3 separate regions of the Homo sapiens genome follow, and regions 1 and 3 are each linked to region 2. A link is a loop called in an ENCODE intact Hi-C map of the cell type or tissue named here. Cell type or tissue: lower lobe of right lung. All regions are shown on one strand.

The links. Hi-C counts contacts between places; a loop is a spot of excess contacts. Peaks named below come from ENCODE experiments on the same cell type or tissue, not always from the same donor. Only the 100,000 strongest peaks of a DNase experiment are listed, where the experiment ranks them.
Region 1: it touches region 2 in a loop (4-fold over the local background); 4 of 110 quality-filtered maps call a loop at or near these places.
Region 3: it touches region 2 in a loop (4-fold over the local background); 5 of 110 quality-filtered maps call a loop at or near these places.

Annotation. Positions count from the first base shown.
Region 1 is chr4:25,559,437-25,567,436 of GRCh38, reverse strand. The region is part of intron 1 of LOC101929161 (a long non-coding RNA gene); the gene reads left to right. Among named protein-coding and RNA genes, the nearest start is that of SLC34A2, 92 kb to the left of the region's middle. In lower lobe of right lung, no CTCF peak of the experiment used is centred here; DNase peaks (open chromatin) are centred at 3,931, 4,286 and 6,626; H3K27ac peaks cover 1,757 bases.
Region 2 is chr4:25,435,939-25,443,938 of GRCh38, reverse strand. LOC105374536 (a long non-coding RNA gene) reads right to left here. Exons shown (of 4, transcript XR_925494.3): 2 at 2,193-2,409. Among named protein-coding and RNA genes, the nearest start is that of ANAPC4, 63 kb to the right of the region's middle. RefSeq lists a silencer at 2,149-2,258. In lower lobe of right lung, CTCF peaks have their summits at 2,228 (motif pointing left) and 3,837 (motif pointing left); DNase peaks (open chromatin) are centred at 748, 958, 2,238 and 3,416; H3K27ac peaks cover 1,932 bases.
Region 3 is chr4:25,652,122-25,660,121 of GRCh38, reverse strand. SLC34A2 (solute carrier family 34 member 2) reads right to left here and starts at 4,271. Exons shown (of 13, transcript NM_006424.3): 1 at 4,232-4,271. RefSeq lists an enhancer at 3,908-4,821. In lower lobe of right lung, no CTCF peak of the experiment used is centred here; DNase peaks (open chromatin) are centred at 1,443, 4,331 and 5,911; H3K4me3 peaks cover 6,765 bases; H3K27ac peaks cover 7,753 bases; H3K27me3 peaks cover 2,773 bases.

The DNA.
Region 1 (8,000 bases), 120 kb before region 2:
CAGACCTAGAAGAGGCCTTGAAGACAGGAGCAGGGACAAGGGGGACAGGATCCTTAGACTTTGTGTCCCAGGTCCCTCACTCTCCTCATCCTCATCCCAGTCTTACATCAACATTTTCTAGCACACATTTAAGCTGCCTCCCTCCACCCCATCCCATTCATGGCTTTGTTAAGAGCATCAATCATGTTATTTTACATCACATCTCATGAATGTGGTTCTAAACAATGATAATAGGAGTTGAAAGAGAAAACCAGCTTGAGGCCGGGCACGGTGGCTCACGCCTGTAATCCCAGCACTTTGGGAGGCCGAGGCAGGCGGATCACGAGGTCAGGAAATCGAGACCATCCTGGCTAACACGGTGAAACCCCGTCTCTAGTAAAAATACAGAACATTAGCCGAGCAAGGTGGCAGGCGCCTGTAGTCCCAGCTACTCGGGAGGCTGAGGCAGGGGAATGGCGTGAACCCCAGGGGGCGGAGCCTGCAGTGAGCCGAGATCGTGCCACTGCACTTCAACCTGGGCGGCAGCGAGACTCCGTCTCAAAAGAAAAAAAAAGAAAACCAGCTTGAGGCTTATGTTGGATTTAGTGCCTTCCACAGCCTAGTAAGATGCTCAATAATGTTGATAAAATGAACTGGACTTGAGATGTGATACTAGGAAATATATTTTAGCTATGGAATATATCATCACTGTTCTCAGTGCCAGTGTTCACCACTGCATTGCAGACTGTGGTGGGAATTACAAATGCCATGCTATTAAACCACCTCAGATAGATGTCTGTTGAATTTTTTTAAAGCTTCAACTATTTCTGGTATTGATTTTCCCGAATAAGGGGCTATTATCAAGAACTGTAAAGTACTCTGTTCAGTAGATAACCATTAAAATCCAATCCCTGCCAAGTCACAGAGAGAAGAGATGGGAAAATGTGCTTTGTCAGAGGCTGGCGGAAGTCGGCTGCAGGAAGAATTTGGGGGCAAACCTTAGGAAGAGCTCAAGTTATCAAAAGCAAAATCGCCAGCCTCATGCAACAGTGAATTGGCCATCCTAGAAGTATTCCAATAGAGGTCAGATGACCCCTTTTTGGGAGATGGTGTCTATAGAGGGGCTTCTACAATAAGCTACAGAGCTCCTTGGTCCCCCTCGGAGGTTGAGTTTTTAGGATTCTTTAACACGGATTGCAAGATAAGAATCTATATAATACAGACATCAACAGATTCCTTGACTAAATCATTATCCTCTTTTATTCTGTTTTGATAGAACAATTTTTCTTTAGCTTCTTTCTTTCCTTCCTTCCTTCTTTTTTTTTTTTTGAGACAGGGTCTTGCTCTGTTGTCCAGGCTGGAGTGCAGTGGCACAATCTTGGTTCACTGCAACCTCTGCCTCCCAGGTTCAAGCAATTCTCATGCCTCAGCCCCCCAAGTAGCTAAACTGCAGGCACATGCCACCATGCCCAGCTAATTTTTGAATATTTTGTAGAGATGGGGTTTCACCAATTGGCCAGGCTGGTCTCGAACTCCTGACCTCAGGTGATCTGCCTGCCTTGGCCTCCCAGAGTGTTGGGATTACAGGCATGAGCCACTGCACCCGGTAGCTTTTTTTTCAATCAAAACTCTAATCCCGTTCACTGAAAGGAATCTTTCTGATTAGCCAAGTGAGGTATTGACTTCATACCCACTTCCCAAGTCAATCAGAACGGTCTTTGCCTTTTCATCAGGATTTCTAAACAGCAATAGACATTCATAGGGAAGGAAATGAGCATCTTGTTAAATCTTCACAAATACTCTGATAAGCAAAAATTCAGGTCCATGTTATGCAAACAAGGAAACTGTGGGTGAGGGAGGTCTCAAGATCTCACAGCTAGCAAAAGCTAGAGTGGGCACTCCTGCACAGGTCAGCATGGTTCCAGAACACATGCTCTTTCCATTATACCAGGATGTCCCCTGTGTCCACATGTGTGTATAAATACTGCACTGAGTCACCCAATCCACGTATTGTTATTTCAGTTTTTATCGATGCATCGACACTCTTCACAATATGATTCTTTTTTATTTTTTATTTTTTGAGACAGAATTTCGCCCCTGTTGCCCAGGCTGGAGTGCAATGGTGTAATCTCAGCTCACTGCAACCTCCTCTTCTCAGGTTCGATTGATTCTCCTGCCTCAGCCTCCCGAGTAGCTGGGATTACAGGCATGCGCCACCATGCCCAGTTCATTTTTGTGTTTTTAGTAGAGGCGGGGTTTCACCTTGTTGATCAGGCTGGTCTGAAACTGCTGACCTCATGTGATCCACCCGTCTCAGTCTCCCAAAGTGGTGGGATTACAGGCATGAGCCACTGAGCCGGGCACACGATACGATTCTATGTTAGCCATGAAAGGTCATCTAGTGGTAGCATTGTGCCGAGCACGGCCCTGGTAGCTTACTGTAACAAACTCGTGGTTCCCCAGCAGTAGGTACTGTTGTCATCTCCATTTCTGAGATTAAAAACAGGCTGGGCCAGGCGCGGTGGCTCACGCCTGTAATCCTAGCACTTTGGGAGACCAAGGCAGGTGGATTGACTGAGCTCAGGAGTTTGAGACCAGCCTGGGCAACACGGTGAAACCCCATCTCTACTAAAATACGAAAAATTTGCCAGGCGTGCCAGCATGTGCCTGTAATCCCAGCTGCTTGGGAGGCTGAGACAGGAGAATTGCTTGAACCTGGGAGGCGGAGGTTGCTGTGAGCCGAGATCTTGCCACCGCACTCCAGCCTGGGTGACAGAGCGAGATTCCATCTAAAAAAACAAAAACAACAACAACAAAAAAACCTGAGGCTTAGGGAGTTTAGGTGACTTGTACAAGTCACATGGCTAGTAAGTAGTAAAAAGAGGGTTTGAGCCAGGTGCAATGGCTCACACCAGTAATCGCAACACTTTGGGAGGCCAAGGGGGGAGACTGCTTGAACCCAGGCTGTGTTAGTGCCACTGCACTCCAGGCTGGGTGACAGGGCAAGAGCCTGTCTCAAACAAAACAAAACAAAAAGAGGGTTTGAACCCAGACTTTCAGTCAATCAGTATCCTTATCCGCCTTAACCACTAAACTATACTGCCTCTACCCTACTTGAGGAGGAAGAGTCATTTTACATTTTAATAAAGCATCGGCAGATAGTGTCATATTCATAGCAGGAAATTAATAAATATGGTATTAATTGGTAACGGGGGGGAGACAATCAAGGAAGGGAGGAAATAACAAATTACTAGGTGGGCAGGTAGTCAGAATGGTCTGGTGGATTGTCAGAGATCAAAGATGTTTGGCCGGGCATGGTAGCTCACACCTGTAATCCCAGCACTTTGGGAGGCCGAGGCAGGCAGATCACCTGAGGTCAGGAGTTCAAGACCAGCCTGGCCAACATAGTGAAACCCTGTCCTACTAAAAATATAAAAATTAACCGGGCGTGGTGGCACACACCTGTAATCCCAGCTACTGGGGAGGCTGAGGCAAGAGAATTGCTTGAACCTGGAAGGCCAAGGTTGCAGTGAGCCGACATCACGCCCTTGTACTCCAGCCTGGTGATAAGAGCCAAATGCCGTTTCAGAACAAACAAACAAACAAACAAAAAACCAACTGCAGGGTCAAAAGCCTTTGAGAAAAAGCTGTGATTATCCAAATGTAGTGTTGCCTTCTTGTTCCAGAAAACTGAACTGAGGGGCTGGAAAGAGGGAAGAGCTCCTGGACACCCTTTCAGATCTGAAAAACTGGCCCTGCCTGTTTGATCTAATGCCTTTGAAGGGTTAAATCAGCTCCTTTGGCTCTCCAAGCATTCATTCAACAACAATAAAAAAATTTTTTTGAGATGAGGTCTTGCTCTGTTGTTCAGGCTGGAGTTTAGTGGCGTCGTCACGGCTCACCGCAGCCTCAACCTACTGGGCTCAAGTGATCCTCCCACCTCAGCCTCCCAAAGTGCTGGAATTACAGGCATGCACCACCACGTCCAGACATTCAACAAATATTTACTTAGAGATAACTCCATGCCAGGCACTGGGAACAAGCAAAGGCCCAAATACAGCCCCTGCCTCATGGAGCTTACATCAGAGGAGTCATGAGTAGAATATGATACTTCGGGTGAGGCTAATTGCTATGAAGGTAAACAAAACCATAGCAAGAGTAACAGGAGAGGAGTGCATTTTAAATAGAGTACTCAGGCCAGGTGCTGTGGATTATGCCTGTAATCCTAGCACTTTGGGAGCTCAAGGCAGAGAGATCACTTGAGGTCACGAGACCAGCCTGGGCAACATGGCGAAATCATGCTGGCACGTGCCTGTTGTTCCAGCTACTAAAGAGGCTGAGGCAAGACAATCGCTTGAGGCCAGGAACAGTGGCTCATGCTTGTAATCCCAGCACTCTGGGAGGCCAAGGCAGGCAAATCACGAGATCAGAAGTTTGAGACCAGCCTGGCCAACATGGTGAAACCCCTCTCTACTAAAAATACAAAAATTAGCTGGGTGTGATGGTGCATGCCTGTAATCCCAGCTATTCAGGAGACTGAGGCAGGAGAATCACTTGAACCCAGGAGGTGGAGGATGCAGTGAGCCGAGATCGCGCCACTGCACCACTGCACTCCAGCCCAGGTGACAGAGTGAGACTCCATCTCAAAAAAAAAAAAAAAGAGAGAGAGAGAAACACATCATTAGGCAATTTCATCATTGTGTGATCATCCTAGAGTGTACTTTCACAAACCTAGATGGCGTAGCCTGCTACACACCTAGGATATATGGTACAGCTACAAACCTGTACAGCATGTGACTGTACTGAATACTGTAGGCAACTGTAACACAATAAGAAGTATTTATGAATCTAAACATAGGAAATTGTAACACAATGGGAAGTATTTGTGTATCTAAACATAGAAAAGGTACCATGAAAATACAGTATTATAATCTTATGGCACCACAATCATATATGCAGTCCATTGTTGACTGAGATGTTGTTATGTAGCACATGACTGTATATATTTCACTTACTTGGAAAATTGTAATATATGTATTTTTTCACTTAACTTAAAACATATATATTTTATATATACTTTTATTTGAAAAATATGTGTCTATTTCACTTACTTGAAAAGACATCAAATGAAGCAATTAAGAACTTAAGGCCAGGTGTGGTGGCTCATGCCTGTAATCCCAGCACTTGGGAGGCCGAGGCAGGTGGATCACCTGAGGTCAGAAGTTCAAGACCAGCCTAGCCAACATAGTGAAATCCTGTTACTACTAAAAATACAAAAATTAGCCTGGCATGGTGGTGCACACATGTAGTCTCAGCTACTTGGGAGGCTGAGGCAGGAGAATTGCTTGAACCCAGAAGGTGGAGGTTGCAGTGAGCCACGATCATGCCACTGCACTCCAGCCTGGGCGACAGAGCGAGACTCAGTCTCAAAAAACAAATTAAAAAAAGAAAAGAATTTAGGCTGGGCACAATGGCTCACACCTGTAATCCCAGCACTTTGGGAGGCCAAGGCGGGTGGATCACGAGGTCAGGAGATCAAGACCATCCTGGCTAACGCTGTGAAACCCCGTCTCTACTAAAAATACAAAAAAAATTTAGCCGGGCATGGTGGCAGGTGCCTGTAGTCCCGGCTACTCGGGAGGCTGAGGGAGGAGAATGGAGTGAGTGAACCCAGGAGGTGGAGCTTGCAGTGAGCTGAGATCGCGCCACTGCACTCCAGCCGGGGTGACAGAGCGAGACTCCGTCTCAGTAAGTAAGTAAATAAATAAATAAATAAATAAATAAAATAAAATTTAAAAATAAAATAAATTTAAAAATAAAATTAAAAAATAAAAGAATTTAACAACTGGGTTCTTGAGTCAGGCATCCAACCTTTGGCCTGAATCCTTTCTACTCTCTCTCTGTATGGCTTGGGTAGAAACATATTCCTTTATTTTTATTTTATCTTTTTTTTTTACCTGCCACCTATTCTTTGCAGAAACATATTTCTTTAACACTCCATTTTTGAGTTTGTAAAATAGAACTAACAAGAGTGCTGGTCGGGTGCGGTGGCTCATGCCTGTAATCCTAGCACTTTGGGAGGCTGAGGCGGGAGGATCACTTGAGGTCAACAGTTGGAGACCAGCCTGGCCAACATGGCAAAACCCTGTCTCTACTAAAAATACAAAAATTAGCCGGGTGTGGTGGCAGGCACCTGTAATCTCAGCTACTCAGGAGGCTGAGGCAGAATAATCACTTGAATATGGGAGGTGGAGGCTGCAGTGAGCTGAAATCATGCCACTGTACTCCAGCCTGGGTGACAGAGCCAGACTCTGTCTTAAAAAAAAAAAAAAGTGCCTATGGAATGAGGTTATAAGGTTGCTTGAGCATGCACAGAATAGCTGCTCAATAAATGGTAGCTACTACATTATTATCACTATTATTAATATTAAATACCTACTCTCTGTCCAACATTTTGCACGTATTACCTCTATTCATTACCAAGAACCATAGAAGGTAAATATTATTATCCTCAAATACAGATGGAAAAAAATCCCTCAGCTGGAAAGGTTGAGGAACTTGCCCAAGGGGAAGGGACAGCTCTCAGGAAAATCTTTCAACAGTCCTAGGTTCCCATGACCACACCCACCGTGACTTTGCCTTCTCCAGTGAGCATATGTAACAACCCGTGACGTCCATGGTCTTTTCTTGCCCGCACACACGCTACGTTAAGACTCTCTCTTTGTTTAGAAATCACTCTCCTTGATTTGCACTCCGTATCAGGGTTCTTTCTCTGTTTAGAAATCACTCTGCTTTGATTTGTTTGTTTCTATTAAAGAACTGGAAAACCCTTGTCCTTGATGTCTGAATGGCATAAGAGTTGTGACTGCATGGCCCCACGGCATCACAATTTCTGCCCCATGATCATAATAAAAGGAGTTGGGACCTCTGCCCTGTCAGAGCAGTAACCCATTGGGTCTTGGCAGGAGGGCCGGGTCCCACTGTGTCCTCATCCCAGACATTGAGAGTAATGGAGGTGGAAGGTGCCTCAATAGGAAGGATGAAAGCAGCAGAACTGCTACTTGGGTACGAGAACGAATAAAAAATAAGGGAAACCCCTTTTTTTTGTTTTTTGAGACAGCATCTTGCTCTGCCGCCTAGGCTGGAGTGCAGTGGCGTGATCTTGGCTTACTGCAGCCTCCACCTCCTGGGTTCAAGCGATTCTCCTGGCTCCACCTCTGGAGTAGCTTGGATTACAGGCTCAGCCACCACTCCTGGCTAATTTTTGTATTTTTAGTAGAGACAACGTTTCACCATGTTGGCCAGGCTGGTGTTGAACTCCTGACCTCAAGCGATCCGCCCGCCTCAGCCTCCCAAAGTGTTGGGATTACAGGGGTGAGCCACCACGCCTGGCGGGAAACCCTTTCTCTATCCTTTGGGGCCATCTCCTTGAAATGAAAGGAATTAAAGGGTGTGGCCCCAAGGGGAGAGAACCCCGGTTTGACAGAGCCTGGAGTGTCAAGGCTCTACCACTATGACACATGGAGTCAGGACACCAGGTCCGGGTTCTTGGGCCTCTTAGCACCACACTTCACTGCCACTTAATCTTGAAATTCTGGAATAGTCTCCTGCAAAAGATGAGCCACGTTCAAACAACAATTTGAACCCAACCCAAGCTCTTGTATACTCTTAACTACTACGAGATCAATAACTTTCACAATTCTCTCATTCTAAACATGAAACAATTTGCTCACTGGACAAAGAGCCATTCATCTGTTCCTTCATTCACTCAGTAAATATGCATAAGATCGTATGATGTGCCAGGCACAGTTCTCAGTGCGGGGACTATAGCAGTGGACACCACAGACAGAAATCCCTGCCCCATAGGGCCCATGTGCTGTCAGGACTAGACCAACAATAATAAATACACAAATAAGTAAGTTATATTGGATATTGGAGATAACAAGAGATAAGAATTGAAAAGGAGAGAGAGAGAAAATAGGTGGAGTGAAGCCAGGCATGGCAGCACATGCCTGTTGTCC
Region 2 (8,000 bases):
AACATTTTTTTAAAATTTGGGTCACATCTATTATATAAACTTGCCGTTTTAGGCATTTTTAAGTATGCTATTCAGTGGCATTAATTACATTCACAATGTTGTACACGTCATGTTCCTTATTTAACTTCAGAAAGCCTAGTCCTCTCATCTGTTATGTGGGGGTAACAATAGCACCCACTTTTGAGAGAAACTGCAGGATTATCCGGGATAATCCAAGTGAAATGGCACAGTGCCAGCGTATAACTGACCCTCAACAAGTATTAGCTATTTTGTTGTTTTTGTTTTTGTTTGAGACGGATTCTCACTCTGTCGCCCAGGCTGGAGTGCAGTGGCACAATCTCGGCTCACTGCAACCTCCGTTTCCCGGGTACAAGCAAGTCTCATGCCTCAGCCTCCTGAGTAGCTGGAATTACAGGCATGCACCACCACGCCCGGCTAGTTTTTGTATTTTTAGTAGAGATTGGGTTTCACCATGTTGGTCAGGCTGGTCTCGAACTCCTGACCTCAAGTGATCCACCCGCCTTGGCCTCCCAAAGTGCTGGGATTACAGGCGTGAGCCACCACACCCAGCCAATATTTGCTGTTTTATGCTTTATTCCACTTCCTCCTGTGTGCTCCCAGTTACACTGGCCATCTTGGTGCCCTCATCACCTCCTGCTGATGAACACCTCCCCCGCCCCCTCCACAGTGACCACAGGCTCACCCTCCTAATGGGTAAATCAGATCCAGTCCAGTTTCTGGCTCACAATCCCTCCCGCCTACTCATCATCCTCAGTGGACGTAGCCCTCTCACTTGAACGTACACCCACATCACCTGAAGGGTAGAATCACCTGGAGAGCGTGCTTACCACACATGGCTTGCTGAGCAGGGCCCTACACCTCTGGTCTCTGATTCAACAGGTGTGGGTGAGCCTGAGATTTTGCATTCCTAACCCCTTCTCAGGTAAGGCTGATGCCGCTGTCCAGTGACCCCACTTTGAGAGCCACTGAGCTGGAGAATGAGGTATGCAGAACCTGATTCCGTACCTCATTACTCCGTGGCCACCACCCCTCCCCATCGGGAGGCAGCTCCTGCTGGGTTATTGCAATAGGCTCCTCACCAGCTTCCCTTGTTCAGCGCTTTCTTCCCTACAGTCGATTCTTAACACAGCTGTGAGTGATTCTTTTACCACAGAACTAGGATCCTGTTCTTCCTCTCCTTAAAATGCTCCAGTGGTGGGCCAGACATGGTGGCTCATGCCTGTAATCCCAGCTCTTTGGGAGGCTGAGGTGGGAGGCTGGCTTGAGCCCAGGAGTTCAAGACCAGCCTGGGCAACAAAGCAAGACTCCATTTGTACAAAAAATAAAATAAATATAATTAGCCTGGTGTGGTGGCACACACCAGCTACTCAGGAGGCTGAGATGGGAGAATCACTTGTGTCCAGGAGGTAGAGGCTGCAGTGAGCCACGATTGTGCCACTGCACTCCAGCCTGGGAGGCAGAGCAAGACCCTGTCTCAAACACAAAAATCCTCCAGCGGTGTCCCATCTCATTTAGGATAAAACCTGCTGGCCTTACCATTTCCTCTGAGGTTTATTGATCTGGCCCCTGCACCTCTGCGCACCTTAGGGCCTTTGCTATTGCTGTCCTCTGGCCCCCCCATCCCACCACCACCCCACCCCCCACAATCCCAGATATTCACCCAGCCTCTTCTCTCACCTCACTCAGATCTCTTCTCAAATGCCCTAACCTAGATAGCAACTTCTTCCCTCTTCCTTCCTTTCTCTCTAGCTCCTTAACCTGCCTCACCTTTCTTTGTAAGCTGTGCTGTTATGTGAAATTACCTTGCTCATGTATTTGTGTACTTGATTATTGTCTATCCTTCCCTCGCCATTAGAATGTAAGACCATAAGGGCAAGGCTTGGATGTTGATCAGCGCCCACAATGATGATGGCATATCGGAGGCACACAGTGTTTGTTGAATGAATAAATGACACCCTAACTTCCTAATATGGCACATCATCTCTCCATGATCTCTGCCCACCTCTCTAGCCAGACTTCTTGTTCCTCTCCAGAGAACACCCCAACCACACTCAACCTGACTTACAAGTCGGAGGAGGTGACCCAATCATTGACACCTCCAAGCTTTTGCACACACTGTGCTTTTGTCTGAAATGCCCTTTCCTACTTTGTCAGTCTAGGGAATGACTTACCCATATTTTCAGTTGGACTTGAGCGCCACCTCCTGATGAAGCCTGCCCAGGTTCCCACAGGCAGAGCTAAGCCCAACCCCTACACCTCTCATCTCATCTAGGTGCTTGTCCATCTGTGTCCTCTCCATCCACTCAAGGGCAAGGGCAAGGTCTTCATCTTGCATCTGCGGGAGCTGGCACAGAGCCTGGTTCATGGTACATGCCCCAGGAATATTGGCTGAATAAAAGAAACAATGAGCAGAAATCAGCCAAACCCCCTGAGTTTTATTTCTCTTAATATTACCCTTAAAGTGACAGAAATGATAATGCTAATTATCTTTAAAGCAATGCCTGAATATATGAAAGAAAAGTGAAATTTTATTTTTCTTTCTTTTTTATTTTTATTTTTTAAGGCAAAGTCTCACTGACTCTGTCACCCAGGCTGGAGTGCAGTGGCATGATCTTGGTTCACTGCAACCTCCGCCTCCTGGATTCAAGTGATTCTCCTGCCCCAACCTCTGAGTAGCTGGGATTACAGGCACCTGCCACCACGCCCAACTAATTTTTATATTTTTAATAGAATTGGGGTTTCATCATGTTGGCCGGGCTGATCTTGAACTCCTGACCCCAGGTGATCCTCCCAATATGCTGGGATTACAGGCGTGAGCCACTGTGCCCGGCCTGAAAAGTGAAATTTTCTAAACTTTCCAGGATGCTCTTGAGGCTCCTGACCCCCAAGTACTCCCTCATAGCTTGTGGGAGCCCAGGCAGAAGTCCAGGGAGTGGAGCAGGCACCAGGACCCCACCAGCTTCCTAGCAGAGCTCCACCTGAGTGTCAGGCAGAGGTGGGAGTGAACCCCACGGGAGGGGAGGTTTCAGGCTGACCCAGCTGACTCTAGGATTGAGCTTTTTCCTCTAGGAGAAACACGCAACATCCTCCGCCTTGCCCTCCTCCAGGAATTGAGAAAATGTGTGGGGACACTGCTTTCTTATCACCGCGGAGTTGTCTAAGTTGAATTTTCCCAGAGAAGTTAGCAGCATTAGTATCAGTAAAATGAATGTGCTGAATGTTCAACTTTTTCTTTTTTTCTGTCTGTTTTTGGTCTTATCAGAAACTCCAAAAATAAACATTCTTTCTCAGGCTTGACCCTCACATGGCCTTGGTGTTCCCCTTCTGAAGAAATCAAACGCAACAATGGAAGGGCTTTGCACAGCCCTGGCCACATGGCTCCCCTCCAAGGCAGGCCTGTCCTCTGATGGACGTAGGCGGCCAGCCAACTTGTGATTTAAAAGTTGGCACTTCATGTAATTGCACTAAAGAGAAAAGAGATCCTGGTGGGTAGACACAGGCTCTGGATTGTTAGAAAATTACGTTTCTCATTATAAATTGTGATTTTAAAGGCAATTGTTTCACTCCTAAAAGAGGGCAAAGAGATAACAAGACTAATGGACAGATGGGCAAAGACTAGGATGATGATGGTAGTGGTGGTTATGTTGAGGAAGAAGATAATTTTTTAAAATCAAGAGAAGTAGTGTCAAGCTTAGTGCTTTTTTCAGACCTACAGATGTGAAATCAAAGTGGCAGGCACCATGGGGATCTTTGCTAAAGATAATAGAGGCCCATCTGATGCCCAGCCTAAGGTATGGCTCCCTCTAGTGGTCAGAGGAATTTCTGCATTGGCTCCTTCACTTGTAACAGACGCTCAGGCTCCAGCTTTTGATGCAAGCCAGCCAGGAGTTGAGACTTGGTCACTGGGTTTCCAGGGTGTAATTTTTCCCACTTTCACCTCCTTCCCTATCTTCCATGGCCTCTGGCTCCCAGCCCTACAATTTTCCAAGATCTCCTTCTATAGGTCCCAAACTAACATAAATAATAATATTGATTTGTCCAGTAACCTAAGGTTTACAGTTTGCTTTTGCATCAATTATCTGAATCCTATCCTTGTAAGGTAGATGTACCCATTTTATAGGCAAGCAGATTAAGTCTCAAAAAGGTAAAGTGACTTGCTCAAAATCACAAAACTAGTTAAATTTAGCACTGGGAGTTAAACTGGTATAGTCTGAGCCCAAATCATGAGCTTTTCCATTTACATTGCAGCAGCCTTCAAAAGGGGGAAATTATATGGTTGATTTGAAATACAGAGAAGTAGAAAAATGCTATGAATTTCATCATTTTCATAAACATCACACGGGGAGAAAATGTACTTAAATGAGACTTGCCTCTAATCAAATATGTGACCTTGGCCCTGAGGGGCTGATTCATGTAGGTTCAATAGTACTATAATCTACAACTTGATTGCAAGGTTAAGGTCTACTAAAACTGTTGGTGGGAGTTAGAAACTCAAATGGCCTAGGAAAAGCAATAGCCTTTCTGTGAGCCAGGCTGGGACACACTCCCTAACATATTCCTTACTTGTTCCAGCATACCTGAGCAATAGAGAGCCTCCCTGCAGGCATCTTGTCATACAAAGGGATTTTTCAGCTATGGACATCCCAGAATAACATACAGTGACTCCAGAATCATTACTTGCAGGTACCAAAAGTTTTCAGTAAAATGGTGAATCCCAAAGTTCTCCCTGGTTTACCTTTGCCTATCTCTAGCCTTCATCCTCTTCCTACTTCCCCAGGCAAGACCCTTAAATAGGCTCTTCACAAAAAAGGATTTACAAATGGCCAAGAAACATATGAAAACATGCTCAACTTCATAAGTCATACACAAATGCAAGTAAAACCACAATGTCAACCCACTGCACACCAAAGAGAATGGCTAACATGAAACAGACAGGTAATACCAAGTCTTGGCAAATAGACGGTGCAACTGAAACACTCAGACATTGCTGGTGGGAGTGTAAATGGCGCAATCACTTTGAAAAAAACTGTTGTCATACACCTTATGACCCACTCCTAGGTATATACTCAACAGAAATACTTACACATATGAACCAAAATAAAGGTACAAGAATGTCATAGCAGTTTATTCCTAATAACCTAATAATGAAAACAACCCAATACCCATCAACAGAATAGATAAGTAAATTGTGGCATATTCAGACAATGGAATATGATAAGGGAATTAGAATAAACAGATTGTTGTTACACACAACACAGATGGATCTTACAAAAATAATGTTGAGAAAGAAAGTAAACACACAAACACAAAAATACATGTACAGTGCGGATAAGTCTACTTATAGGAAGTTCAAAGCCAGATGAAAGTAAGATATGGTCAGCATAGCAGTTATCTTTTGAGTGGGGGGCATAAAGTGGGCTTCCGGGATCCTGATAATATTCTGTTTCTTGACCTGAGGGTTGATCACCTGGGTGTTTTCACTTTATGATCATTTATCAAACTATATTGTGACAATTTGCTTCCTTTTCTTAATGTATGTAATCCTTTGATAAAAAGATTTTAAAACTCTATGATTTTAATAGAAATATAGGATGAGTATTTTTAAAATCATGGTGGATTGGAAATGTATGGACAATCTGGCATATTTTCAGGTTGGCTGAGTAGCCTGGCTGATGACTAGAGTCATTGGTAGCTGGAAACAGCTATGGTACTGCAAATAGGAGTTGAAATAGGAGTCAAAACACAGTGCAGATGGCAAATAGCAGGAACAGCATGTGGCTGGCTGTTGTTGGTCCAGACCATGCCTGCACCTGCAGATATCAATCACTGTTATGAGCCTCATCCAACATAAAGGAAGACTTTCACAGACCCAAAGAAGTCTCTGCCAAAGCAGGTGCCTGCTGCCCATATTTATTCATTTGGTGTCCATCTAGCAACCTATCCAATGCACTGTTTCTCAAACTGGGGCCTGAGGATGTTCCAAATGTTCATTGATGGAAGATTCTTGGGGGCCTATGAACTGTTTCCTGTAAAGGAGGCCATAAATAACTTAAGTTTGACAGTATGGAGATTCCTCAAGAACTAAAAATAGAACAACCCAGCAATGCCACCACTGAGTATCTACCTAAAGGAAAAGAAATCATTATACCAAAAGATACCTGCACTTGTATGTTTATGCACTATTCACAATAGCAAAATCATGGAACCAACCTACATGTCCATCAGTGATTGACTGGATAAAGAAAATGTGACATACACACACACACACACACACACACACACACACACACACACACAGAATACTACACAGCCATAAAAAATGAAATCATGGCTGGGCGTGGTGGCTCACGCCTGTAATCCCAGCACTTTGGGAGGCCAAGGCAGGCAGATCATGAGGTCAGGAGATCAAGACCATCCTGGCTAACACAGTGAAACCCCGTCTCTACTAAAAATACAAAAAATTAGCCGGGCGTGGTGGCGGGCGCCTGCAGTCCCAGCTACTCGGGAGGCTGAGGGAGGAGAATGGCGTGAACCCGGGAGGCAGAGTTTGCAGTGAGCCGAGATTGCGCCACTGCACTCCAGCTTGGGCGATAGAGCCAGACTCCTTCTCAAAAAAAAAAAAAAAAAAAAAAAATGAAATCATGTCCTTTGCAGCAACTTGGTTGGGGCTGAAGGCCGTTATTCTAAGTGAAATAACTCAGAAACAGAAAATCAAATACCACACGTTCTCACTTATAAGTGGGACCTAAACAATAGGTGTGCATGGACACAAGGGTGGAAATGATAGACACTGGGGAGGGAGTGAGGTTTGAACAGTTCAAGGGTGCGATGTCTGCTATTTGATTGATGGGTACACTAGGAGTCCAATCCCCACCATCACACAATATACCCAGGTAACAATCCTTCACAGCTTCCTCCCGAAGCTAAAATAGAATGACTTTTATTTGAAAAAGAAGTTTAACAGTAAAAACATTATAATAATAACTTCAGATGGAGAAACCTTGAGCAAGAGGGCAAAACTGTGCTCTAAAAACAAGAGGTACAAAGATATCTAAGAGTCCCCTGAAAATCACAATATACTGGGTTTTTGCTTGTTTGTTTGTTTTGTTTTATGGGTTTATTTGTTTTTTTTTTTGGTTTTGTTTTGTTTTGTTTTGAGATGGAGTCTCACTCTGTCGCCCAGGCTGGAGTGCAGTGGTGCTATCCTGGCTCACTGCAACCTCCATCTCCTGGGTTCAAGTGATTCTCCAGCCTCTGCCTCCTGAGTAGCTGGGACTACAGGCACCTGCTACCACACCTGGCTAATTTTTGTATTTTTAGTAGAGACAAGGTTTCACCATTTTGGCCAGGCTGGTCTCAAACTCCTGACCTCAAGTGATCCTCCCACCTCGGCCTCCCAAAGTGCTGGGATTACAGGCGTGAGCCACCACTCCCAGCCTTCAATATACTGTTAAGTAGAAGAGCAACTTACAAAATAATATGTATTATATAATCTCAATGTTGCTAAAATATTTATAAGTACATGACAAAAACTGGACGGATACACAGCCAAATGTGTTCTCTCGAACTAATGGGATTGTGAGTGATTTTGTTCTTTGCTTTTCTGTATTTTTCACATTTTCTACCACAAATATTTATCACTTTGAAAATTAGGAAAAAATTAAATGTTAATTATGAAAGGAAGAAGACCCAGTTCTAGCTTGGAGGTGTATAAATATCACACAGCTCCTGGCTAAATGTACTTATGCCCTCACAGAAGTAATAAAAAAAGACTTAGCCATGTGCCTTCATTTCATCTCTATCACAGCTTTCCTATCTTGATCTGATCTTAGCTGCTCAGTTTTGGAGAGAGGGAAGGTAAGGGCCACTAATTCTGTACAGCACTCAGAGGAGTGCTACCTACAGGAAAGCCCTGTGCACAGAATAACCATGTCATTGCCATAGAAGCAACAGCGAACGCAGGGGTGTCTTGCAAATGC
Region 3 (8,000 bases), 220 kb before region 2:
CAAAAAGATATTTGCTGCTCTATCATTTACAGTGTGAAAAAATGAAAAAAGAGAAATTACTCCTTCTAACTATGGTATGTCCATGCATTGTAAGAGCATGCCATTAAAGAGGTTATACTGAATCAGTAAAACCATAGGGAAATGCTTTAGATAAACTTCACATCTAAAGCACTTCTTTTTCCCATTCACAGCATCATCTCAACAAGGCAGACAAGATCCAGAAATGTTCTCTGGAGGTAAAAGGGAGTGGTGAGACTGTGGGTGATTTTTTAAATTTTAGAAGAAAATTATTTTAAAAGATGCAACTCAACCTCTAAGCTCACAAAGGTAAGATGGCTCAGTGATACCTGGAGAGAGGCGAATCACAGTGAGGGAGGGCTGGCTCTGCAGAGGCCTGCCCCTCACTATATGCAACCCTGAGCCACTCTGAGCTTCAGCTTCATCATTGTAAAAATGGGGACAATACCATCTTGCTTACTGAGCTGTTATGAGGACTAATTGGTTAATAAGTGTAGGTGAGGCTAGAGCATGGTGCCTGGCAGAGTAAACACTCGGAACTCTTGTTTATTGTTCATGACACAATGTGGAAATGCACTGTGTCATGAACAATAAACAAGAGTGTTTATTACGTGGAAATGCACTGTGTCATGAACAGTAAATGGCCTCATTTCCACTGTGTGTACCCTAGACTATAAGCTCTTCATCTCCAATGCTCAGCATGGTAGTGGATCTCAGTTAATATTTGAATAAATGAATCCAAAGCCTGTGAGAGAAAGATGCTAATGTTTGTTTTGTGGCAGAGGAGTGTCCTATACAGTTTGTGACCTCATTAAATCTACCAAGGAAGGAGTTTTTCTTCTCAGTGTACAGACAAAGAAACTGAGGCACAGAGAAACAAAGAAGCTTGCCTCCAACTACCTGGAGCTGGTGTCAGGATATGAACCCAAGACTGCTGGCTCCAAAGCCAGAAGCTTTTCCACAGATCTCACAGCCAGGGGCAAAGGGAGGAGAAATTCTCCAGCCCTCAAAGCACCAGGGCACCCAGGGGCCTTAGGTCTAGGCACATTGAGGGCTCTGAGTGTTTTCGGATAGCTGGCTAGATTGGCATGTCTGCAGGTCACTCCCACATGATCATTCAGATGCTGGAAATGCCCGCCCAAGAATGTTGCAATGGATGAGCAGGAGGGGAGGGTGGTGGGGGTGGGGTGGGTGGGTGGGGGTGGGTATTAAATGGTGCAGGCAGAGAATGTACCCTGGAGCTCTGAGCCCCTCTAAGCCTTTCTCCTACCCCCATAGCCCTGGCGCAACCACTGCCTTGTTCTCTCCCAGCCTTCCCAAGGCCTCACTCCAGCACATTCTTGCCACCTGCCAGAAGCAGCAGAGGAAGGGAGAAGTCATCATTTGGAAGCTTTTTACTAAAGCCCAGGGAGGGGCTCCCCCGCTGCCACACTGGCCTCTATAACCGAGTTGCCTGTGTGCCTCACCCTCTTGGCTCCACTTCCTGCACCACATGGGCACCCACTGCCAGAAAGAGCTCTTATTCTTTCTTGAAGACCCAGGAGAGGAACTTTCTTGACTTGGCTCAGACTTGGGAAGCAGGGGAATGTAGGGTACCTGGCAGTCACCCAACCCCTACATTCGCATTGTTTGGGCTTCTCCAACCAAGACCTGTTCCTGGGCCCCTTGTGCCCAGAGCAGCAGTCAAGGCCATCTGAAGAAATGGGGAGAGGAGGAAGCCCAGGGCAGTGGTCCTGTGAGGAACCAGAACATGGACACACAGTCTCCCATCAGAATGGCAGCCTTCACAAGCACAGGGACTAGAGTATGGCCATTGTATCCCCAGCACATAGGACAGTGCTGGGCACATGGTAGCCAAGTAGTGTTTATTAAAGACTTTGTGCCTGGCACTTGCAAATTGGTGCACAAATTTACTCACAGCATTTCATGTATCTATGTAAACTTAGAGTCTCCTTTAAAATGAACAGTATCCTCATTCTATAGAGGGAAAAACTGAGCCACAGAGAGGTTAATGGCTTCAAATCACATAGGCACCACAACACTGCAGAGATAATTTCAACCTCATGCAGGCCAGTGTTCTCGGGATGCCCAGGAAAACTTTCTTGTACTTTGAAAGAATGACTCTGTGCTTCAAAAATTCCCAAGAGGGTGACGTCTCCTTTTCCTCTGCTTCCCTTACAGCCATCACAAGGAAAAATAATCACCCCTATAGGCTAAGGGTGGTGGCTCACACCTATAATCCCAGCACTTTGGGAGGCCAAAGTGGGAGAGTCCCTTGAACCTGTGAGTTTGAGACCAGCTTAGACAACATAGTGAGACCCTGTCCCTACATTACTGCTAATAATAATCTCTTCAAGGACACAATGGTGGTAGTGATGAGAGGAGTCAAGGAAGCAATTGGCCTGGGCCTCACATTGATAGATAACTTGAGTTTACATTTTTGATGTGGCACACTAATAAACTTTAAACTTGGGCCATATCACCAAACCACACCCTCACCATGCACTATCAATTTGTATTTATGATATCTTAAAATAAATCCTGTAAATAACTTGTAACTATATCAGTTGTGCTGCATTGTATTGGGGGGGGAGGTTAAAGCAGTTAAATTTGTAAATATAAACATCTTAAAAATACCGCAATCTTTTTATAGCCCTCTTTTTGTACCTTTGCATTTTAAAAATTCACTGAGATGAATAAATTCCCTGGGATGTCCTGATTGCTCCCTGCGGTCCCCAGAATGGAAGTGGGGGTGTGGGTGAGGATGGAGGAGTGGAAGATGCCTGAAACTGGTTACTAAAGCCCAGTTTATTCCAAAGCACTCTGATTCTGTGAGGCTGTTTTCCTCATTGCATTGAATTCGGGCTATTTTTTTGTCCCCTTTGTGTCTAACAGCAACAATCAGAAGCCCATCCTCATACCACAGGGGACTTGCTTCATTGAGACAGTTGAGCAATTTGGGGAGTTTTGGATGGGGCAATTTGTTTAGCATCCAAACCTTTTACAAAGCACGCCTTTCTTATCACCCATTCCCCAAATTACAAAAGCAGAGAAGATCATGATCAGCGGGCATGGGACAAAAGAGGCAATCTTTTTTATTTTTGTTTTTCTTTAACAATCTGAAACAACGGCCACTCCTACAAGCACAGTTTTCCAAGAATACCCAACCCAGGACAAGTTAAAGAACTGCCAGCACACAAGGGAAGAAGGAAAAAGGAAAGAACGACAAGGCCCAGAGCGATCAGGGCTAACACAGAAACCCCCTGGGGCACCCAAACAGGAAGAGGGGACTCGAGTGATGAAATCCACAAGCTGCTTCCATGAAATCAACATGTTTGAAAAAGGGACCTCCTCAAAGAAAACGAGATTCCAACTCTCTTCAGCGCAGTGCGAGCCACCGGTGGCAGGCACCGTTGCAGGGAACCTGAACTAACTCCATGCCATGCAGCCCCCAACTTTCTGGCCTGAGGATGCGCAGTCCCCGAACCCAACCACTCCTGTGCACATCTCCTTGTAAGTTATCTCCCCAGCCTGCTCACCCATTTGTGGCTTGGAAAACATAAATTGCGGGCTTTGCTCCCCAAGACGGCTGAAGGACGGACCCTTCGCTGATGGCCACGGGCCCTAATAGAAACAAACTAAGACTGTCTCCTAGGCACCTTAAATAACTGCAAACAAGCACTGTACCACGTGGAAGTCACACTTGGGTGGGGGGCAGTGTCACATCACCAGGCAGCCACCACAAACCTAGAATTTTCATGGTCCTGAGATGTCGCATTCCCCTTCTTATAAAGAATGGAAGACGGCAGCCCAGGGGCTCACAGGGACTAGCGTTGTCACATGGCTAGTTGGTGACCCAGCCACAAAGAGCCTAGCTATCCTGATTCCTAGGTGGAGATTTCTATCCCCTGGGCCTTTCCTCTTCCAAACCACGACTCTCAAAACAGTGATCATTTTAGAATCCACAAGTGTGGCTGATTAATAACACTGTCGATCGTAAGAGTGTAGCAGCAAAAGCTGTAATAAAAGCAATAACCGTAACATTAAGAAGAAAACAACTTGAACATTGTGGAGAGCTTTGTGTTTTTCACTTCTGCGGCCCAAAGCCAGCCAAGTTCCTTGAAGTCAGCACCGAGAGGTATTTGCAAGAATTAAGTGAATCAAAGTCCTTGAAAGAGCGAGGAAGCGCCCCTGCCCCGGCGGCGGTACTCACCAGCGCTCCCTCCGCAGGTGCTGGGCTGGAGGCGGCGGCCAGGTGGAGCGCAGCGCCCCGGGTATATATGGCGAAGGTGTTGCGCAAAGAGGCTGGCCGCTGTCATCACGCCCCTCGCACATTCCAGGACCGCCTGCCGCAGCCGCCGCCGGGGCACTGCCTACCTGCCGCCTTAATGAACCCATCGCGACTTCGCCCGCTGCGCGGAGAAGACGCGCGGCCAGCCAGGCTGCCGAGAGAAAAGCTCCGACGGGCCCCGCCGCGCGAACTGGCCCGAACGGCCCCAAACGGCCCCGCGCCCCTCGGCGCCCCGCGCGCCCTAGCCTGGCTGGTGCGCGCCCTCTCCCGCCCCGACTCGGTCCGCACGAGATTCCCGCAAGTGGGGCTCTCCCGCCCCTGCCTTCTCCTCAAGAACTTGAACCTTCTAGTCTAGCTCCTGTGAGGCTCAAGAGGTCAGAGACGTGAAGACACAGATAAAAGCCAGTTGGAAAGTCAGGGATAAAGCCCTTGGAAACAAAGCCTGGATTGTTCACCTTTATCAGTCTGTGGGGCGCTTTCTGCCCTGGGAGTCTGGGCTCTAGGTCCGCAATGGGAAAGGCTGGGACCGTCAAGCTGAGGAAAAGGAAGGGGGCTGTTCTCACCACTCCGTCCTAAGCCTGCTGCGGGTTTGGCAAACCACTGCGCTCGTTTCACATCCTGCTCTGCCTCGTGTCACCTGCGTGTGTATACAACAGTTCTCCAAACTGCTGTGAGATAGGATCTGTCCCAGGGAGAGTCCACCCCCATGCTTATCCCAACAGCTCCCCAGTTCTGTGCCGGGCACTGCTGGGCAGGCTTTGTCTCCAATGTGCACACGAAAGCCTTCCCTGGGGCTAAGACTGGCGCCCTCTCTAGCTGAGGTTTAAGGGGTTAGGGGATATGATACAATTACCCAGGATTTGCTGAGCAGGAAGAAAACCTGCTTCTTATTCTGAAACCCAGACCCTCTCCTCTGCTGCGCACTCTCCTGGTTTTATAGTGGAGCACAGTGAGGCTCAGTGAGCTTACTAGTTGCCCAGCTCCTCACAACAGCGGAAGCACCCTACTGGAATTAGCTGGTTTCATTCCAACATCGAGTTCTCTCCACTGTGCAAGGGGAAGGACTCGGGAGCACGACTTCCAGGAGCCTAGAGCTCTGGGGCTGGTGTTGGCGGTGGCTAAGCACACTGACTCTGGGCCGAAACTCCGGGAAATCAGTTCCCTGTTCTGCCCCTTGCTTTCCCTGGCTCCATTTGCTTATGTGCAAACTGGGAATAATGGTCCCCGTTGGAGTAAAGTGAGCTAAAATATGTAAAGAATGTGGAATGGTACTTGGCACATAAATAGTATTCAGTGCGAGTTAACCATGATCGTTTTCACAGGGAAACTCTGGTGTTGGGAGAAGATGGGTGGGAAGCCTTGATTAGACTCATCTAGAACCTTCACTGGAGAAATCAAATCTGCTTGGGTTGCTGTTATTACAGGGATGATGGTTTTGCTAGTGGGTGTTGGCCTTCAGATCCAACTCTCAGACAATGATCAACCAGTACCTTTGCAACAAGCAGCTTCTAAAGCATAGTCCACTGATGACAGGAATCCCCTGGCACCTGTTCACCAAGCTCAGCTCTGCCTCCAGCCCTGGGCAAGGCGGACTGCAGACACCACTTGGCTTTACAATGAGGAAGGGCTCTACTGCCAGGGTGCAGAGGAGGAAGCGTGCTGCACACACTGCTGTCGGTGAACTCGACCCGGATTCGGCAAAGCCTGGCTCTTAGTTCATGTCCTGCTCTGCCCTGTGCTTGGGGGTTCACAGGAGCAGGTCTTAACAGGACAGTCACCTCAATGAGAATCCCCTCCTGACTGTGGGCTTTCATTTGGGACACAGACCTAATTGCCTTTCCATTACTTTCAACAAGGAGTGAATGTAGGAGGGAGACCAAAATTTCAAAAACTTGGAGAAAGAAAAAGGTATCCCTTTTGTGTTCCGATTAAAAAGGCAAAACAGGTTCAATCCCGAACATTGTTCTCTTAATGTGTATAGATCTTGGTAGTAGATCAGGGATGGTATCTGATTCTAGTTTGGGATTGTAATTTATATAATTTTTTTTTACAAAGTCTGGAGGAAAGGTAGATGGCGTGTCTGTGTTCATCACTCTATAATCTCTCCCTTTAGGAGAGTACAATTTGCTGAAGAACATTTTCCTATCGTTATTCCATCTGAGATACAAAATACTCTCACCATTTAGTACTTCAAACATAGAGCCTTATGTATAAATACAAACATCTAAAATACTTTCATCGAGGCTGGGTGTGGTGGCTCACATCTGTAATCCCAACAGTTTGGGAGGCCGAGGCAGGCAGATCACTTGAAGCCAGGAGTTGGAGACCCGTCTACCAACATGGCGAAACCCCGTCTCTGCTAAAAATATAAAAAAATCCCAGCTGCTCAGGAGGCTGAGTCACAAGAATCACTTGAACCCGGGAGGCGGAAGTTGCAGTGAGAGCTAACTGCAATCCAGCCTGGATGACAGAATAAGAATCTGTCTCAAAAAAATTAAATTAAAAAAAAATACTTTCATCAAAAAAGTGTCACCAAACCGGGCACAGTGGCTCAAGCCTGTAATCCCAGCATTTTGGGAGGCCGAGACGGGCGGAACACAAGGTCAGGAGATCGAGATGATCCTGGCTAACACAGTGAAACCCTGTCTCTACTAAAAATACAAAAAAAAATTAGCCGGGCATGGTGGCGGGTGCCTGTAGTCCCAGCTACTCAGGAGGCTGAGGCAGGAGAATGGCATGAACCTGGGAGGCAGAGCTTGCAGTGAGCCAAGATCGTGCCACTGCACTCCAGCCTGGGCGACAGAGTGAGACTCTGTCTCAAAAAAAAAAAGTATTACCATTTTTTCAACTCATTTCAGTATATTTTTGCGCCTATTGTCCTATGAGGTGAGATTTAACAAGTTGGTAGGCTCTGTGTTAATCTGGAGAGGAAACACCCCATCCAGGGCTGGCTGCTACCCAGCTTCAGATATTGCATGAGAAAATATAGTCAGATGCTGTCAGATCTTGACTTTTGTGGGGAAGCCAGATATACAGGTCTTTATGTGAAATGTACCATTAAAAAAATACGGAGTAGGTCAAACAAAGCAGCTCTGTGAACTACTGATTTTCATCCTGGTGCTAGACATACTCTCAGCTGTTCGGACCCTGCCCCAGTGCCCTTTCTACCAGTATATGGCTTGTCCCCAAGGCCCTCTGGCACTTCTTTTTACCCTTCACTGGGGCTGACTTTCTTTACAACAAAGTGGCAGAGAGATTCCACAGGAGTGATTGGATGACAGCCTTCCTGGGAGGTGATTGTGTGGTGAGACAAAGGCACCCAGGAGTCCAGGTTCTCCTTTCTCTTCCTCGGCTCGGTGCCTTACCCTCTGAGTCACCAGGCCTGGGAAAACCCAGGAGTTCAGACTGATGGGAAAGTCCTAGCTCATTCCAAACTCTCTGGCAGGATGAAGCTGCCAGTTACTGAAGACAGAAAAGAGGTAGGGATGGCACATAACTGTCTGCTTGACTCTCAGCTGTCCAGGCAGGGCCTGGAGAGGAGGCAGCTGACTTCTGGGCTGACCTGCCCAGGGTACCCACCCCTGAGGACCAGTGAGCAAGCCCACTTAGTGCTTTTTCCCTGGCCGCAGCTGCTGCAAGAGAGGGGCACAAAGTGGATTGCATCATAAAAGCCTGAGAAAGTGTCTCCAAA